Regions from separate parts of the Mus musculus genome. Here region 2 is linked to region 1. Evidence: chromatin loops called from intact Hi-C (ENCODE). Cell type or tissue: left cerebral cortex. All regions are shown on one strand. Links, peaks and the distances in the headings refer to the core of each region. The heading gives the core; the rest is flanking DNA. Region 1 holds the start of Smr2 (submaxillary gland androgen regulated protein 2). Region 2 has its middle 69 kb from the start of Gm7714.

Region 1 (10,338 bases), core at 955-8,954:
GAGACATTGAGAGAAGTGAAATTGTTTGATTTATACACCAGATTAAAAGATGAACTGTATGCTTGTTTATATTCATAAGCTTAAGATTTTCAGGTAATATTACATGTCCACTTTCCTGCTTAATTACTGTTAGCAGAAGTAGAAGTAATCTACTTCTGATCTGAACATTAAGGGTGTTTTTATATGACTTTTAATAGGAAGGAAAAATGATACATATAAATAATTAATATGATTGTACTTTGTTGAAAATATGTATTTTTACCTAATTTTATTGTCCTGCTAGGTTTGGGTGCTGGGACATTGCAACATCATTTCAACTTTTCAGTGTGGGGATTTTGTACCAACTCTGGAGAAGACATCAGAGGTGTTGGTTTTCATTGATCTGCCAGCTCTACCCCTAACCATATCTTACAAAGCCAGAATGGATAATCCAGGCAATGGGATCTTTCATTCTTCCACAGAATTATAAGCATCGCATTACTTGTAAAGCATGATAAATACTTAGGAAAGCATTAATCAAGAAACTAATTAATGTGAATGAATACTGTAAAATAATAACATTTGTATGAATCTCCAAATGAAAATAAGAGTTTTGTTTCTACATATCAACAGAAATGAATATCTGACCACAGGACAAAAGTCATCAAATATCAAATGTCACTGCATTGTTGCTTCTAAGTGTGCTAATTTAACTAAATTAGGAAAATATTATCAACTACTACATGAGGTTCTATCAAAGCAATAGCATGATTCCACTGTTCTAAGGATTTCCTGTGATGAGAGACATCAGCTCTATGAAAGTATTAGTCTACAGAATATTAGGTCCAAGCTTTGAAAGCAATGAATTAATCATAATTTATCTCCTTGTCATCATATACTTCTGTCTCTCTCTCTCTCTTTTTTTTTTTTTTTTTTGCTTTGTTGTACAAGAAGAGAGATTTGTGTACAAGCAATATTAGAGTCATTGTGGCATAAAACTTAGGGAGTAAAGAACGACTGTTTGACTGGATTTAAGGACAACTCATTAGATAGAAGCCATACCCGACACTGCTAAACTAGTCTAGTATCCTGGATTAGATGGGTCATGGCCCTAAGAAAAGAATTCAATACTAATATTCTCACAAAAGAACATTGTTATAAACAAACTCATAAAACGACATACTGCTATACCAATATGTAAGTACCTCACTCAGTCCTCATTAAAAAGGCTTCCTCTTATTGTAGATTTGAACTAAAGCATAGACCTACAACAGGACAATGTCCAAAGAACTTTGGAGCACTCAGGCCTAAGTGGGGTGTCTTCATCAAGGCCCTCCCATCACACCCATGCAGCAAGACTGTAAAATCCAGAGGAGACTGGTGATTCCAATTAAACACGGTCTTCTGTATTCATCAAGGCGGACACACATGAACTCAAGGCAACACATGAGAGGCCTACACAAGTGCAAGTCCAATGGACTACTTGCACAGAGATAGTAAGACATGGGATTCCATCACTACCAGGAAGCTTTCTGCAATTAATACATGATTGGTATTTTCTTCAAAAGTGTCTCACTGTGTATGAGCCACACTTCAGGACAGGCTCCATTCTGAGAAGTAGTTTGACAAAACAAAACTAACCCAATGACATTTTGTAAGTTTTTGGCTCATTCAGTTTTGTTTGGGTTTGTTTGCTTGAATATGGTCTGGTTTTGATTTTGTCTACCATACCTTTTGCCTGTTTAGATTCGCAGTGCTTTAGTGGAAATCTCAAACCAAACACCAAGTTGTCTGTGTATACTTGAGTGTATGTGTGTATTTAGATTATTTGGAGTCAAATAGCTGCAATTGACCACTCAGATGACATTGTTAGTTCCAATACCACCTAGACAGGTGCTTGTCAACCTGTGCATTAGGATCAATTGGGGTCACATATCAGATATCCTGCATATTACAATTAACATTATGATTTATAAGTTTTATGAAGTATGAAAAATAATTTATGTTTGCATGTAAACAAATCATAAGGATGTATATGAAAGGGTCTTAGCACTAGAAAAATTGAGAACAACTATCCTAGACCATAGAGGTTCAGCCTGAGCAACATAATGACACATTGCTCCAAATTAAAACAGAAAAGGTGATCTCAAAAACATAGAAGCATTAGGTCCACTGGAAGTACAATGCTCTGTGTTCACTCCCAGCACTAAACACAAAGGACTATGCTAAGTCAGCTTTGTGAAAAGTTAGAATAATGTGTGAGACCAGATTTGTAGAAACCTGAAAGTTCAAACTTAAAGTATCGCTTCATTATTACAGGTTAAACCTTAAAACTGAAGCTCAGATAATCTAAGCAGATGAGGCATTTACTTTAGAAACTATGGATGTTAGTACCATGGAATCTTGAAAGAGGGAGACAGAAGGAGAGAAGCAGAGAAAGAAATAGAAAAATGTCTGTGTGTTATTTACCAATAAAGCAACGTGTACTCAATTGTGATTTTAATGTTCTTTTCATTTTTCTTACTAAATACTCTCCTACAATCATAAGAAAATTCAACCTTGTAAATGTTTGTACTTCCCACATAACATTTTTATTTGATATTTTCTTTATTTACATTTCAAATGTTATCCCCTTTTCCAGTTTCCCTCCCTCATGGAAACACCCTATTACATCCTCCTACCCCGTGCCTATATGAGGGTGTTCTTCCACCGACCCACCCACTCACACCTCCCCACCCTTGATTCCCCTATACTGGGGAATCTATCTAGCCTTCATAGGACCAAGGACCTCTACTTCTATTGATGCATGTCAAGGTCATCCTCTGCTACATATCAAGCTGGAGTCATGTGTACTCCTTTATTGATGGGTTATTCCTTTAGAATTCTGGGGGATCTGATTGGTTGATATTATTGGTCTTTCTATGGGGTTGCAAACCCTTTCAACTCTATCAATCCTTTTTCTAACTCCTCTATTGGGGACCCTCTGCTCAGTTCAATGGTAACATTTATGTTTAAAATCACATAGGAAATACCACTAGATTAACACAGAAGGAAAGATGTCACATAAATATTAAAAAACAACTCATCACTTTCCTTCTTAAAATTAAAAAAGGGCACCTCAGGTCCCCCTGTATTTATCTGAAACAAAATCACTTTTTGACTCACTGTACAGCATCCTAAGGAAGCCTCAACCACTTAGTGACTGAGTATATTCAGAAATGAAAAACATGCAGGGACACACTGCCAAATTGGCAAGGATGCTTCCTGTCCATAAAGGATCAGATGAAGTTGCTTTGTCTTCAGACTTTTGTTTCCTTATTGCCAATAAAATAATACAAACCATATAAGAGCTTAGAGTTCTGGTCCTCTGTATTCCACCACTCAAAAATAATTGAACAGACTGCTTCTGACCAGCACATTCACCAGCAAAGAAGCTTCTCCAAGGTAGGTGCCTGGGAATATGAAGCCCTATACTTTTAGATAAAATGTTGCCCAAACGTCAGTGGTAGAAGTTCAGTGAGCTGCTTTTAAGATATTTAAGTTTCATTCTGTGAAAATAAGTAACTACACAAAACAGTGAGTCATAAAATGTATGATCTTTTTAAAACATATAAAAATATTCATGTTGACCATGTAGGCTAGTGAATCCACCAAAGTCTGCAATTCCCTTTTCTTCTTCCTCTACCTTAGAGTTCTTTAACATTCTTAATGATGAGCTGCTCTCAGTTGTATTCTAAAGTGTATATTTACAACTAATTTTGCATGCTTTTAAGGTTCAAATGAAATATAGCTCAGGAAAAAACTAATGTGTGACGCTAGCTCATAATACATACTGAGAAACAGTTCCTAAGATTCTTCAAGGTTTGCATTGTTCAGCTCACACATTTTTTTTTACCTCTAAAGCTCCATTTCTTTAATCACAATGACTCTACATATATAAGAGGAAGTATAAGATATTAGAAAATATAAAGAAGTATTTATTGATATACAATATTGCTGATTCGGTTTTTCAATAGATTTTTTTTGTTTTGTTTGTTTTTGTTTTTGTTTTGTTTTGTTTTGTTTTTTAATAGAGGTGGGCTCTATAAGTTCCCTCTTCCTACTGTTGGGCATCTCATCTAAGGTCGCTCTATTAGATTACTGAGATCCTCTTGCCTCCCTTTTCTCTGGTGCATTCTAGAGCTTACCCTCAACCTCCTATTTTTAAGTTTCGAGTCTGAAGTTTATGTCTCTTGACTTGGGGGAACTGAGTCCATTGTTATTAATATAACAATGTTAAAGAAAAGTGATTGTTGCTTCCTGTTATTTTTGTTGTTAGAGGTGGAATTATGTTAATGTGGCTACCTTCTTTTGGTTTTGTTGAAAGAAAATTATTTTCTTGCTTTTTCTATGGTATAGTTTTCCTTCTTGTGTAGGAGATGTACATTTATTATCCTTTGAAGAGCTGTATTTGTAGAAAGATAATGTGTAAATTTTTTTGTCGTGGAACATCTTGGTTTCTCCATCTATGAAAATGGAGAGTTTGTTGGGCATAGTAGCCTGGGCTGGCATTTTTGTTTTTAGTGTCTGTATGATGTCTGCCCAGGGTCTTCTGACTTTCATAGTTTATCTTCAGAAATCTGATGTAATTCTTTGAGCTCTGCTTTTATATGTTTCCTGACCTTTTTCCCTTAATGCTTTTAATATTCTTTGTTTGTTTTGTGTATTTGGTGATTTGATTATTATGTGATGGGGGAATTTCTAATCTAGTTCAACCAATTTGGAGCTTTGTAGGCCTTATCAAAACTCAAAAATAAAAAGTAGCCCTATCATTTGAGAGTCAAATATTATGAGCTGAACAATGTTATGCCACTAGTAGTGAATCCAACATAAGAATCAGAAAATTATTTTAAGATACATTGCAAAATATACACACTGTGTGTTAGGACATTTTCCAAATAATGCTATTTCATTTAAAAAATAATGCTAACAAGTCATTGTGCTATATTTCAGACTCTAAAAAACGATGAAGGCACTGTATATGGTATTTGTCCTCTGGGTTCTTATAGGATGTTTCCTGGTGAGTATAAATTTTGTCTACCACAAACCTTCATTTTTTTAATTAACTATTATATAACATATTGTAACTTTGTTTATCAGCATTTCCTAATACATACAAGATGCAAATTACTGAAGAAATGCCAATAAAGTGCTATGACTCCCAATTTGAAAATATGTTTTAATTTGTCACAGAGATTGTAATAAATCATTAGGAAAATATCAGATAATATCAATATAGGATTTCCAAAGGGAAACATTAAGATATTCAGCAAAGTCTTCAAGACACCAAAAATAAAAATGGTGTAAAATATTTTCCTACAGTTTATGCCTAGGTAATTAAAAATAAAATTGTGAATAACCTTATATGCAATAACCAACATTTAAAATGGAATACTATGTATCTACTGTCTGTCATGAGTCAATGAACTAATGGGATAGAGAGAGCACTAGTAACATAGATGTGAAGTGACATCATATAGACCATCAATATTATGATTAAACGATATATGACATCAAGGAGGAAAGAGACAAACAGAACTGTGAGGAGCTATGAGGAGTGAATAGGGCATACTTGTATGACCTTTACTACAGAGATGTAAAGAAAGGATGGGGTCAGAAGAAAAGCAAGCACAGGAAGATCCTGGGGATCAAGATCTTTAAAGTGGGTATTATGTTAATTGATATTCATTTTCTGAGGAATGTCTTTGTTCTATATGCACTATAGTTAAAACAGATGCAAAATGGAAGGATCTCTTTAAGTTTTTTTTAAATTATTACTCATTTATTTATCTTTTTACACTCCATATTTTATTCCCACCCCAGGCATCCTCCCACAATTCACATCCCATGCCTCCCCTACAAGCCAAATGACCACTAAACCCCTGGGGCCTCCAGTCTCTTGAGGGTTAGGCCCATCATCTCTGAATGAACACAGACCTGGCATTCCTCTACTGTATGTGTGTTACTTAAGCTGGTGTATGCTGCCTGGTTGGTGGTCCAGTGTTTGTGAGATATCAGGGGTCCAGAATAATTGAGACTTCTGATCTTCCTACAGGATTGCCCTTCTCTTCACCTTCTTTCAACATTCCCTAATTCAACAACAGGGGTCAGCAGCTTCTGTCCATTGGTTGGGTGTAAATATCTGCACCTGACACTTTCAGCTGCATGTTGGGTCTTCTGTAGTGCTAGTATTACTAGGTGCCTTGTTGTGAGCACTCCATGGCCTCAGCAATAGTGTCAGGCCCTGGGGCCTCTCCTCTAGCTAGATGCCACTTTGTGCTTGTTTCTGTCCCTGCAGTTCTTTTTTTCAAGTTTTTATTAGATATATTTTTTATTTATTTTTATTAGATATATTCTTCATTTACATTTCAAATGCTATCCCATTTCCTAATTTCCTCTCTGAAAGTCCCCTATACTCTCCCCCTGCCCTGCTCTCCAACCCACCCACTCCTGCTTCCTGACCATGCCATTCCCCTGTAATGGGGCATACAATCTTCGCAAGAACAAAGGACTTTCCTCACATTAGTGGCTGACAAGGCCATCCTCTGCTACTCATGCAACTAGAGACACAAGCTCTGAAGAGGGTGGGGAACTGGTTAGTTCATATTGTTGTTCCACCTATAGGGTTGTAGATCCCTTTAGCTCCTTGGGAATTTTGTCTAGCTCCTCCATTGGGGGCCCTGTGTTCCAGACAAAAACAATTATGAGTCAGAGTGGTGACTGTGTCATGGCCCTCCTCTACCTCATTTCATGCCCTGTCATTCTGCTGGAGCTGAGCTCTATAAGTTCCCTCTCCATACTGTCGGTCATTCATCTGTGGTAACTCCCTTTGAGTCCTGAGGGTCTCTCACCTCCCTGGTCTCTGGTGCATTCTGGAGGGTCCCTCCAACCTCATATCTCTCAAAGTTGCCTGTGTTCTATTGTTTCTGATGGCCCTGAGGGCTTCAGTCTGTTCCCTCACCCAATACCAAATCATGGTCCCCTCTACATTGCATAAAGCACAAGTCCAATTGGATCAAGGACCTCAACATAAAACCAGATATAATATACTGAATCTAACAGAACAGGAAGTGGTAAAGAGCCTGGAACTCATCAGCACAGGGGGAAATTTCCTAAACAAAACTCCAGTGGCTCATGCTCTAAGATCAAGAATTGGTAAATGGGACCTCATGAAACTAGAAAGTTTGTGTAAGGCAGAGGACATTGTCAATAAGGCAAATCAGCAACCCACAGATAGGGAAAATATCTTACTAAACACACATTTGACAGAGGGCTAATATCCAAAATAAATAAAGAACTCAAGAAGCTAAGCACCAAAGAAAAACAAACAGATAAAAAAATAGGGTATCGACATAAACTGAGATTTCACAACTGAGGGATCTCTAATGACTGAGAAGCTCATAAAGAAATATTCAAAATCCTTAGTGATTAGAGAAATGCAAATCAAAATGACCCTGAGATTCCACCTCACACCAATCAGTTCAGGTTTTGTAAAAACTCATTATAATGATACAAATATAACACAGAAAAGATGAGGCATGGTGAGAGCAGGCAAAACAGAACAAAAACAAACCTCTGGGATGGTGTTGGGTGATTGTACACAGGTTTGGTTATGTACTAAATGAAGTGTGCTAGTTAAATGAAATAACATACAATTGCAGAGTTAAAACAAAAATAAAAGCAACAACAACAACAAATAGAACAAAAAGCAGGCAAGTGCCCTAGTCAACACGTAGAAGTCATCTCTTACATTACACTCTGCATGGCACAGCCTCTTGGGGAACTAAAGGAGGATCTGCAAGTAAATATGAGAGCTCAGACTGAGGTAGAAAACTGAGAGAAATTAAGTTGGTGTCAACATGGAATGTTAAAAGCCTCTACAAAACTGGAGAGGGCAGACCAAAGAAACTTGTCTAAGGATATAAGTCTGGCCATGATAGGCTCCTGGCATCTTCTACCAAAACTCACAAAATTAACCATGAAAAGGCAAGTTTTAGGGTTAGACTATATACTGTGCATGTTTTGTTTTACCTTGATTCCTTCAATAATCCATAACACCTATATTACACAGCATTCATGTTACCATGGGAAAGTTTGCTTAATGTGTGCATGGACCTACAGATGTTAAAAGAAAATTGTACATCATTATAAATGTGACTGCAAAAGGACAAGTTTTTAGGATTAACCTAAACTTTGGAATTGCTGAAGGCAATGAGTCAAATGACAAATTATGTAAAGAACTCAACAAATGAGTGAATAAATAAATGAGTATATTCTTCAAAATATCAGCTCCAGACCAGACTGACTTAGGATCAGCAGCACAGGAACAAGAGCACATACTGTCCCTCTTCTTGACATGGTCCTTTGTGTTCTATAGTCTTCCTAGCTCACTTCAAAGTCTTCACTTTAACTGAAGCAATTCTTCACCTTTTATCTTTCCAAATCACTGCAACTTCCTAAAGCATTTGTTTCTCTCAACACTTTTCAGCTCTGTTTATTTTTAATGCTGAGCCAAAGGAAAAATGTGCTCTGAATAGGACTCATGCATGATTATTATCACACACATAATCTTATGACTCTAGGAGTTGGAAACACATATGACTATCATTTTCCAAAGGGATAAAAATCAGAGATTTCTTTAATCATTCTGGAGGTGCATAATACAACCACAACATTTTTAATACAAAGACCACTTTTCAGCGTCTCTTGGGCCTATATTTGAACCACCTTTTATTGTAACTACTCAGTCTGTATATTCACATGCAATACATCAGGGCCTCCCTGATGCTAGGCTAAACATCTTTCTTTCTTCCTTCCTTTCTTTCTTTCTTTCTTTCTTTCTTTCTTTCTTTCTTTCTTTCCTCTTCTTCTTATTATTTATTTATTATTTATTTATTTATTTAACCTCATATTTTATTCCTCATGACCACCATCCAACATTACCACATGTCATACCTTCTCTTTTTTTATTAGATATTTTCTTCATTTACATTTCAAATGCTATCCCAAAAGTCCCCTATTTCCTCCTCTCAACCCACTCCCCAACCCAGACACTCCCAATTCCTACACCTGGCATTCCCCTGTACTGGAAGATATAATCTTAAGGGCCTCTCCTCCCAATGATGGCCAACTAGGCCATCCTCTGCCACATATGCAGCTAGAGACAGGAGCTCTGGGAGTACTGTTTAGTTTATATTGTTGTTCTACCTATATGGTTGTAGATACCTTCAGCTCCTTGAGTACTTTCTCTACCTCCTACATTAGGGGCCCTGTGTTCCATCCAATAGATGACTCTGACCATCCACTTCTATATTTGGCAGGCACTGGTATAGCCTCACAACAGACAGCTATATCAGGGTCTTGTCAGCAAAACTTTGCTGGCATATGCAATAGTGTCTGGGTTGGTGGCTGTTTATGCTATGGATCCCCAGGTGGGGCAGTCTCTGGATGGTCCTTCCTCCTGTCTCAGCTCCAAATGTTGTCTCTGTAACTCTGTCCATGGGTATTTTTTCCCCATTCTAAGGAGGAACAAAGTATCCAAACTTTGGTCTTTGTTCTTTCTGAGTTTCATGCGTTTTGCAAATAGTATCTTGGGTATTCTAAGTCTCTGGGCTAATATCCAATTATCAGTGAGTACATATCATGTGTGTTCTTTGTGACTGAGTTGTCTCACTCAGGAAGATATCCTCCAGATCCATCCATTTGCCTAGGAATTTCATAAATTCAATGTTTTGAATTGCCGATTAGTACTCCATTGTGTAAATGTACCAAATTTTCTGTATCCATCCCTCTGTTGAGGGACATTTGGGTTCTTTTGAGCTTCTGGCTGCTATGCACATTGTGGAGCATGTGTCTTTATTACATCTTCTGGGTATATGCCCAGGAGGGGTATTGCTGGATCTTCCGGTAAGAATATGTCCAATATTCTGAGGAACCGTGAGGCTGATTTCCAGAGTGGTTGTACCAACTTGCAATCCCACTAACAATGGAGGAGTGGTCCTCTTTCTCCACATCCTTGCCAGAATCTGCTGGCACCTGAATTTTTGATTTTAACCATTCTGATTGGTGTGAGGTGGAATCTCAGGGTTGTTTTGATTTGCATTTCCCTGATGATTAAGGATGCTGAACATTTTTTCAAGTGGTTCTCAGCCATTCGGTAATTCTCAGTTGAGAGTTCTTCATTTAGCTCTGTACCCAATTTTTAATGGGGTTATTTGATTTTCTAGAGTCTAGCTTCTTGAGTTCTTTGTATATATTGGATATTAGTCCCCTATTTGATTAATTACGATTGGTAAAGATCCTTTCACAATCTGTTGGTGG
Region 2 (10,338 bases), core at 1,364-9,363, 110 kb after region 1:
CAGAGGAGACTGGTGATTCCAATTAAACAAGGTCTTCTGTATTCATCAAGGCTGACACACATGAACTCAAGGCAGCACATGAGAGGCCTACACAAGTGCAAGTCCAATGGACTACTTGCACTGAGACAGGGAGTGCACATGGGACTCTATCACTACCAGGAAGCTATTTGCAATTAATACATGATTGGTATTTTCTTCAAAAGTGTCTCACTGTGTATGAGCCACACTTCAGGACAGGCTCCATTCTGAGAAGTAGTTTGACAAAACAAAACTAACCCAATGACATTTTGTAAGTTTTTGGCTCATTCAGTTTTGTTTGGGTTTGTTTGCTTGGATATGGTCAGGTTTTGATTTTGTCTACCATACCTTTTGCCTGTTTAGATTCGCAGTGCTTTAGTGGAAATCTCAAACCAAACACCAAGTTGTCTGTATATACTTGAGTGTATGTGTGTTTGTGTGTATTTAGATTCTTTGGAGTCAATTAGCTGCAGTCATGACCACTCAGACGACATTGTTAGTTCCAAGACCACCTAGACCAGTGCTCATCAACCTGTGCATTAGGATCAATTGGGGTCACATATCAGATATCCTGCATATTACAATTAACATTATGATTTACAACTTTTATGAAGTATGAAAAATGATTTATGTTTGCATGTCAACAAATCATAAGGATGTATATGAAAGGGTCTTAGCACTGGGAAAATTGAGAACTATCCTAGACTATAGACGTTCAGCCTGAGCAACAAACGACACACTGCTCCAAATAAAAACAGAAAAGATGATCTCAAAAACATAAAAGCATTAGGTCCACTGGAAGAACAATGCTCTGGGTTCATTTCCAGCACTAAACACAAAAGACTATGCTAAGCCAGTTTTGTGAAACAAGAAAATAATGAATGAGTCCAGATTTGTAGAAACCTGAAAGTTCAAATTTAAAGTACAGCTTCATTATTACAAGTTAAATCTTAAAACTGAAGCCCAGATAATCTAAGCAGATGAGACATTTATTTTAGAAACTATGGATGATGGTACCATGGAAACTTGAAAGAGGGAGACAGAAGGAGAAAGGCAGAGAGAGACATAGAAAAAAATGTCTGGGTGTTATTTAGCAATAAAGCAATGTGTACTCAATTATGATTTTAATGTTCTTTCTCATTTTTCTTACTAAATATTCTCCTACAATCATAAGAAAATTCAACTTTATAAATATTTGTACTTCCCACATATCACTTTTATTGGATATTTTCTTTATTAACATTTCAAATGTTATCCCCTTTTCCAGTTTCCCTTCCTCATGAAAACACTGTATTACATCCTCCTACCCCGTGCCTCTATGAGGGTGTTCTTCCACCGGCCCACCCACTCACACCTCCCCACCCTTGATTCCCCTATACTGGGGAATCTATCTAGCCTTCATAGGACCAAGGACCTCTACTTCTATTGATGCATGATAAGGTCATCCTCTGCTACATATCAAGCTGGAATCATGTGTACTCCTTTATTGATGGATTATTCCTTGAGAATTCTGGGGGGATCTGATTGGTTGACATTGTTGTTCTTTCTATGGGGTTGAAAGGGTTTGCAACCCCATAGAAAGAAAAAAACCCTTTCAACTCTGTCAATCCTTTTTCTAATTCCTCTATTGGGGACCCTATGCTCAGTTCAATGGTAACGTTTATTTTTAAAATTACATAGGATATACCATGAGATTAACACAGAAGGAAAGGTGTTACATAAATATTAAAAAACAACTCATCACTTTCCTTCTTAAAATTAAAAAGGGCACCTCAGGTCCCCCTGTATTTATCTGAAACAAAATCACTTTTTGACTCACTGTACAGCATCCTCAGGAAGCCTCAACCACTTAGTGACTGAGTATATTCAGAAATAAACACATTCAGGAGCACACTGCCAAATTGGCAAGGATGCTTCCTGTCCATAAAGGATCAGATGAAGTTGCTTTGTCTTCGGACTTTTGTTTCTTTATTGCCATCAAAATAATATAAACTATATAAGAGCTTAGAGTTCTGGTCCTCTGTATTCCACCACTCAAAAATAATTGAACAGACCGCTTCTGACCAGCACATTCACCAGCAAAGAAGCTTCTCCAAGGTAGGTACCTGGGAATATGAAGCCCTATACTTTTAGATAAAATGTTGCCCAAACGTCAGTGGTAGAAGTTCAGTGAGCTGTTTTTAAGATATTTAAGTCATTTCTGTGAAAATAAGTAACTATACAAAACAGTGAGTCATAAAATGTATGATGTTTTTAAAACATATGTAAACAACAAAAAAAATATTCATGTTGACCATGTAGGCTAGTGAATCCACCAAAGTCTGCAATTCCCTTTTCTTCTTCCTCTACCTTAGAGTTCTTTAACATTTTTAATGATGAGCTGCTCTCAGTTGTATTCTAAAGTGTATATTTACAACTAATTTTGCATGCTTTTAAGCTTCAAATGAATTATAGCTCAGGAAAAAACTAATGTGTGACGCTAGCTCATAATACATACTGAGAAGCTGTTCCTAAGATTCTTCAAAGTTTGCATTGTTCAGCTCACTTTTTTTTAACCTCTAAAGCTCTGTTTCTATAATCACAAAAACTCTACATATAGAAGAGGAAGTGTAAGATATTAGAAAATATAAAGAAGTATTGACTTGATACACAATATTGCTGATCCATTGATCTACCTGCCTATCACTGTACCAATACCATGCAGTTTTTATCACAACTGCACTGTAGTACACCTTGAGGTCAGGGATGGTGATTTTGACAGAGGATCTTTTATTTCTGAGAATGATTTTTGCTACCCTAGGTTTTTTTGGGTTTTTTTTTTTTTTGTTTTTTGGTTTTTTTGTTTTTTTTTGTTTTTTTGTTTTGTTTTGTTTTGTTTTTGCTATTTCTAACTCTGAAAAATTGAGGTGGAATTTTGATGGGGATTACACTTAGCTGTAGATTATTTTTGGCAAGATGGACAATTTTACTATATTAATCCTGACAATCCATGAGCATAGGAGATGTTTCCATATTCTGAGTTCTTTGATTTCTTTCTTCAGAGACTTGAGGTTCTTGTCATACAAACTTTTCACTTGCTTAGTTAGAGTTGCACCAATGTACTTTATATTATTTGTGACTATTGTAAAGGGTATTGTTTCCCTAATTTCTTTCTCAGCCTTTTTTATCCTTGAGTAGAGGAAGGTCACTAATTTGTTTTGAGTTATTTTTTATCCAGTCACTTTGTTGAAAATGTTTATCAGGTTTAGGAGTTCTCTGGTAGAATTTTGGGGTCACTTAAGTATACTCTAATATCATCTGCAAATTGTGATATTTTGACTTCTTCCTTTCCAATTTGTATCACTTTGAACTCCTTTTGTAGTCTAATTACTCTGGCTAGGACTTTGAGTACTATATTGACTAGATAGGGAGAAAGTTGGCAGCCTTGTCTAGTCCCTGATATTAGTGGGATTGCTTCAAATTTCTCTCCATTTAGTTTGATGTTGGCTACTGGTATACTGTATTTTGCTTTTACTATGTTTAGGTATGGGTTGTGAGTACCTGATCTTTCCAAGACTTATATCATGAATGGGTTTGCATTTTTTGAATGCTTTCTTCCCATCTAATGAAATGATCATGTGTTTTTCCCCCTCTGAGTTTGTTTATATAGCAGGGTATGTTGATTAATTCCCATCTATTGAACTATCCCTGCATTCCTGGAATGAAGCCTACTTGATCATGTTGATGATCCTTTTGATGTGTTCCTGGAGGGTTTTGTGAGAATTTTGAGTATATTGCATTGATATAAATAAGAGAAATTGGACTGAAGTTCTCTTTCTCTGTTGGGTCTTTGTGTGATTTAGGTATCAGAATAATAGTGTCTTCATACAATGAATTAGGTGGTATTCCTTCTGTTTCTATTTTGTGGAATAGTTTAAAGAATATTGGTAGTAGGTCTTCTTTGAAGTTCTGATAGAACTCTGCATTAAAACCCTCTGGTCCAGGGCTTTATTTCTTTAAGAGACTATTAATTACAGCTTCTATTATTTTAGGGATTATGGAACTGTTTAGATAATTTATCTCATCTTGAATTAACTTTGGTACCATTGTATCTGTCTAGAAAATTGTCCGTTTCATTCAGATTTTCAAGTTTTGTTGAATATAGGCTTTTGTAGTAGAATCTTCATATTTATTGATTTTCCACGTGTTCTGTTGTTATGTCTCCTTCTCATTTCTGATTTTAATTTGGATACTGTCTCTGTGCCTTCTGGTTAGTATGGCTAAGTTTAGCTATCTTGCTGATTTTCCCAAAGAAACAGCTCCATGTTTGGTTGATTCTTTGTAAACTTATCCCTCTTTCTACTTGGTTGATTTCAGGCCTGAGTTTGATTATTTCCTTCCTTCTGCTCTTTTTTTTGGGGTGTATTTGCACCGTAATCTGTGCTGATCTACTAGGATGTATGGAATTATTCCATTCTTCCTGTATCTGTTGAGTCCTGTTTTGTGACTGATTATATGGTCAGACTTGGAGAAGGTACTGTGCATTGCTGACAAGTAAGTATAGTCTTTTCTTTAGTATAAAATGTTCTATAGGTACCTGTTAAATCCATTTGGTTCATAACTTCTGTTAGTTTTACTGTATGTATGTTTAGTTTCTGTTTCCATGATCTGTTTATTAATGAGAGTGGGGTATTGAAAGCCCCCACTATTATTGTGTGAGGGGCAATGTGTGCTTTGAACTTTAGTAAAGTTTCTTTTATGATTGTGGTTGCCTTTGCATTATGAGCATACAAGGTCAGAATTGAGAGTTCATCTTGGTAGATTTTCATTTGTGTATACAGTGTCCTTCCTTATCTATTTTGATAACTTTAGCTGGAAAGCCAATTTTATTCAATATTAGAATAGCTACTTTAGCTTGTTTCTTGGGACCATTTGCATGGAAAAATATTTTCCAGTCTTTTACTCTGAGGTAGTGTCTGTCTTTGCTACTTAGGTGGGTTTCCTGCATGCAGCAAAATGTAGGGTTCTATTTAAGTTTTGAGTCTGAAGTTTATGTCTCTTAATTTGGGGGAACTGAGTCCATTGTTATTAATATAACAATGTTAAAGAAAAGTGATTGTTGCTTCCTGTTATTTTTGTTGTTAGAGGTAGAATTATGTTAATGTGGCTACCTTCTTTTGGTTTTGTGGAAAGAAAGGTATTTTCTTGCTTTTTCTATGGTATAGTTTTCCTTCTTGTGTAGGAGATGTACATTTATTATCCTTTGAAGAGCTGTATTTGTAGAAAGATCTTGTGTTAATTTTTTTTGTCATGGAACATCTTGGTTTCTCCATCTATGATAATGGAGAGTTTTGTTGGGCATAGTAACCTGGGCTGGCATTTTTGTTTTTAGTGTCTGTATGATGTCTGCCCAGGGTCTTCTGACTTTCATAGTTTATCTTCAGAAATCTGATGTAATTCTTTGAGCTCTGCTTTTATATATTTCCTGACCTTTTTCCCTTACTGCTTTTAATATTCTTTGTTTGTTTTGTGCATTTGGTGATTTGATTATTATGTGACGGGGGAATTTCTATTCTAGTTCAATCAATTTGGAGCTTTGTAGGCCTTATCAAAACTCAAAAATAAAAAGTAGCCCTATCATTTGAGAGCCAAATATTATGAGCTGAACAATGTTATGCCACTAGTAGTGAATCCAACATAAGAATCAGTAAATTATTTTAAGATACATTGTAAAATATACATACCGTGTGTTAGGATATTTTCCAAATAATGCTATTTCATTTAAAAAATAATGCTAACAAGTCATTGTGATATCTTTCAGACTCTAAAAAAAAGATGAAGCCACTCTATATGGTATTTGGCCTCTGGGTTCTTATGGGATGCTTCCTGGTGAGTTCAATTTTTTTCTACCACAAACCTTCAACTTCTCTTATTAACTATTATATAACATATCGTAACTTTATTTATCAGCATTTCCTAATATATACAAGATGCAAACTACTGAAGAAATACCAATCAAGTGCTATGACTCCCAATTTGAAAATATGTTTTAATTTGTCACAGACACTGTAATAAATCATTAGGAAAATTGTGAATAACCTTACATTCAGTGACCAACATTTAAAATGGAATACTATGTAGCCACTGTCTGTCATGAGTCAATGAACTAATGGAATAGAGAGAGCACTAGTAACATAGATGTGAAGTGACATCATATAGTCCATCAATATTATGATTAAAAGATATATGACATCAAGGAGGAAAGAGACAAACAGAACTGTGAGGAGCTATGAGGAGTGAATAGGCCATATGTGCATGACCTTTACTACAGAGATGCAAAGAAAGGATGGGGTCAGAAGAAAAGCAAGCACAGGAAGATTCTGGGTATCAAGATCTTTAAAGTGGGTATTATGTCAATTGATGTTCATTTTCTGAGGAATGTCTTTGTTCTATATGCATTATAGTTAAAACAAATACAAAATGGAAGACTCCCTTTAGGGTTTTTTTAAGTTTATTTATTTATCTTTTTACACTCCATATTTTATTCCCACCCCGGGCATCCTCCCACAATTCACATCCCATGCCTCTTCGCCAAGCCAACTGACCACTAAACCCCTGGGGCCTCCAGTCTCTTGAGGGTTAGGCCCATTATCTCTGAATGAACACAGACCTGGCATTCCTCTACTGTATGTGTGTTACTTCAGCTGGTGTATGCTGCCTGGATGGTGGTCCAGTGTTTGAGAGATCTTGGGGGTCCAGAATAATTGAAACTTCTGGTCCTCCTACAGGATAGCCCTTCTCTTCACCTTCTTTCAACATTCTCTGATTCAACAACAGGGGTCAGCAGCTTCTGTCCATTGGTTGGGGGTAAATATCTGCACCTGACACTTTCAGCTGCATGTTGGGTCTTCTGTAGTGCTAGTATTGCTAGGTGCCTTGTTGTGAGCACTCCATGGCCTCAGGAATAGTGTCAGGCCCTGGGGCCTCACCTCAAGATGGATCCCACTTTGTGCTTGTTTCTATCCCTGCTGTTCTTTTTTTCAATTTTTTTACTAATTGTATTCTTTTATTAATTTTGATTAGATATATTCTTCATTTACATTTCAAATGCTATCCCATTTCCTAATTTCCTCTCTGAAAGTCCCCTATACTCTCCCCCTGCCCTGCTCTCCAACCCACCCACTCCTGCTTCCTGACCATGCCGTTCCCCTGTACTGGGGCATATAATCTTCACAAGACCAAGGGACTTTCCTCCCATTAATGGCTGACAAGGCCATCCTCTGCTACATATGCAATGAGAGCCACAAGCTCTGAGGGTGGTGGGGTAGTGGTTAGTTCATATTGTTGTTCCACCTATAGGGTTGCAGACCTCTTATCTCCTTGGGCATTTTGTCTAGCTCCTTCATTGGGGGCCCTGTGTTCCAGACAAAAACAATTATGAGTCAGAGTGGTGACTGTGGGATGGCCCTCCTCTCCCTCATTTGCTGCCCTGTCATCCTGCTGGAGGTGAGCTCTATAAGTTCTCTCTCCATACTGTCTGTCATTCATCTGTGGTACCTCCCTTTGAGTCCTGAGAATCTCTCACCTCCCTCGTCTCTGGTGCTTTCTGGAGGGTAGCTCCAATGTCATATCTCCTGAAGTGGCATGTTTCAATTGTTTCTGATGGCCCTGAGGGCTTCAGTCTGTTCCCTCACCCAATACCAAATCATGGTCCCCTCTACATTGCATAAAGCACAAGTCCAAGTGGATCAAGGATCTCAACATAAAACCAGATATAATATACTGAATCTAACAGAACAGGAAGTGGTAAAGAGCCTGGAACTCATCAGCACAGGGGCAATTTTCCTAAACAAAACCTCCAGTGGCTCATCCTCTAAGATCAAGAATTGGTAAATGGGACCTCATGAAACTAGAAAGTTTGTGTAAGGCAGAGGACATTGTCAATAAGGCAAATCAGCAACCCACAGATAGGGAAAATATCTAACTAAACACGCATTTGACAGAGGGCTAATATCCAAAATAAATAAAGAACTCAAGAAGCTAAGCACCAAAGAAAAACAAACAGATAAAAAAATAGGGTATCGACATAAACTGAGATTTCACAACTGAGGGATCTCTAATGACTGAGAAGCTCATAAAGAAATATTCAAAATCCTTAGTGATTAGAGAAATGCAAATCAAAATGACCCTGATATTCCACCTTACACCAATCAGTTCAGGTTTTGTAAAAACTCATTATAATGATACAAATATAACACAGAAAAGATGAGGCATGGTGAGAGCAGGCAAAACAGAACAAAATCAAAAAACCTCTGGGATGGTGTTGGGTGATTGTACACAGGTTTGGTTATGTACTAAATGAAGTGTGCTACTTAAATGAAGTAACATACAGTTACAGGGTTAAAACAAAAATAAAAACAAAACAAAAAACAAAACAGAACAAAAAGCAGGCAAGTGCCCTAGTCAACACGTAGAAGTCATCTCTTACATTACACTCTGCATGCACAGTCTCTTGGGGAACTAAAGAGGATCTGCAAGTAAATATGAGAGCTCAGACTGAGGTAGAAAACTGAGAGAAATTAAGTTGGTGTCAACATGGAATGTTAAAAGCCTCTACAAAACTGGAGAGGGCAGACCAAAGAAACTTGAAAGGATTACAAGGCAGTGTCGTAGGATTCAAAAGTCTGGCCATGAAAGGTCCATGACATCTTCTACCAAAACTCACAAAACTGACCATGAAAGGGCAAGTTTTAGGGTTAGACTGTATACTGAGCATGTTTTATTCTACCTTTATTCCTTCAATAATCCATAGCACCTATATTACACAGCATTCATATTACCATGGGAAAGATTGTTTAATGTATGTGTGGACCTACAGATGTTAAAAGAAAATTGTACATCATCATAAAAGTGATCAAAAAGGGACATGTTTTAAGGGTTAACCTAAACTTTGGAATGGCTGCAGGTAATGAGTCAGATGACAAATTAGGGAAATAACTCAGCAACTAAGTGAATAAATAGATGAGTATATTCTCCAAAATATCAGCTCTAGACCAGCTTGACTTAGAATCAGCAGCACAGGCACAAGAGCACATACTGTCCCTCTGGTTGACATGGTCCATTGTGTTCTAGTCTTCCAAAATCATTTCAGAGACTTTCCTGCAAGTGAAGCAATTCTACACCTTTCATCTATCCAAAGCACTCCAACTTTCTAAAGCATTTTTTCCCTCAACACTTTTCAGCTGTGTTTATTTTTAATGCTGACCAAAGGAAAAATATGCTCTGAATAGGACTCAGGCATGATTATCATTATCACACACATGATCTTATGACTCTAGGAGCTGGAAAATGTATGACTATCATTTTCCAAAGGGATAAAATGAGAGATTTCTTTAATCATTCTGGTGGTACATAATACAACCACAACATTTTCAATACACAGAAAACTATTCAGCATCTCTGGGACCTATATTTGAAACATCTTGTAACTACTCAGTCTCTATAGTCACATGCAATACATCTGGGCCTCCCTGATACTAGGATAAACATTTCTTACTTTATTCTTATTTGTTTATTTGTCTGTCTATCTATCTATCTATCTATCTATCTATCTATCTATCTATTTTATACTCATATTTTATTCCCCATGACTACCATCCAACAGTACCACATCCCATACCTGCTCTTTTTTTTACTAGATATTTTCTTCATTTACATTTGAAATGCTATCCAAAAAGTCCCCTATGCCCTCCTCTCACCCTGCTCCCCAACCCAGCCACTCCCAATTCCTGGACCTGGCATTCCCCTGAACTGGGGCGTATAACCTTCGACAGACCAAGGACCTCTCATTCCAATGATGGCCAACTAGGCCATCTTCTGCTACCTATTCAGCTAGACACACGAGCTCTGGGAGTGCTAGTTAGTTCATTTTCTTGTTCCTCCTATAGGGTTGCAGATGCCTTCAGCTCCTTGAGTACTTTCTCTAGCTTCTAAATTAGGGGCCCTGTGTTCCATCCAATAGATGACTGTGAGCATCCTCTTCTGTATTTGCCAAGCACTGGCATAGCCTCACAAAAGACAGCTATATCAGGGTCCTGTCAGCAAAAACTTGCTGGCATATGCAATAGTGTCTGGGTTGGTGGCTGTTTATGTGATGGATTCCCCAGGTGGGGCAGTCTCTGGATTGTCTTCCTTCCATCTCAGCTCCAGATGTTGTCTCTATAACTCATACCATGGGTATTTTGTTCTGCATTTTAAGGAGGGACAAAGTATCCACACTTTGTTCTTCCATCTTCATGAGTTTCAAATGTTTTGCAAATACTATCTTGGATATTCAAGGTT

The links. Hi-C counts contacts between places; a loop is a spot of excess contacts. Peaks named below come from ENCODE experiments on the same cell type or tissue, not always from the same donor. Only the 100,000 strongest peaks of a DNase experiment are listed, where the experiment ranks them.
Region 2: a loop joins it to region 1, with 17 times the contacts of the local background. A loop is called at or near these places in 13 of 42 quality-filtered maps.

The regions. Positions count from the first base shown.
Region 1 is chr5:88,083,207-88,093,544 of GRCm38, forward strand. It overlaps Smr2 (submaxillary gland androgen regulated protein 2), which reads left to right and starts at 3,350. Exons shown (of 4, transcript NM_001252680.1): 1 at 3,350-3,423; 2 at 4,972-5,038. In left cerebral cortex, for the core only: no CTCF peak of the experiment used is centred there; no DNase peak of the experiment used is centred there.
Region 2 is chr5:88,194,947-88,205,284 of GRCm38, forward strand. No RefSeq gene overlaps it. Among named protein-coding and RNA genes, the nearest start is that of Gm7714, 69 kb to the right of the region's middle. In left cerebral cortex, for the core only: no CTCF peak of the experiment used is centred there; no DNase peak of the experiment used is centred there.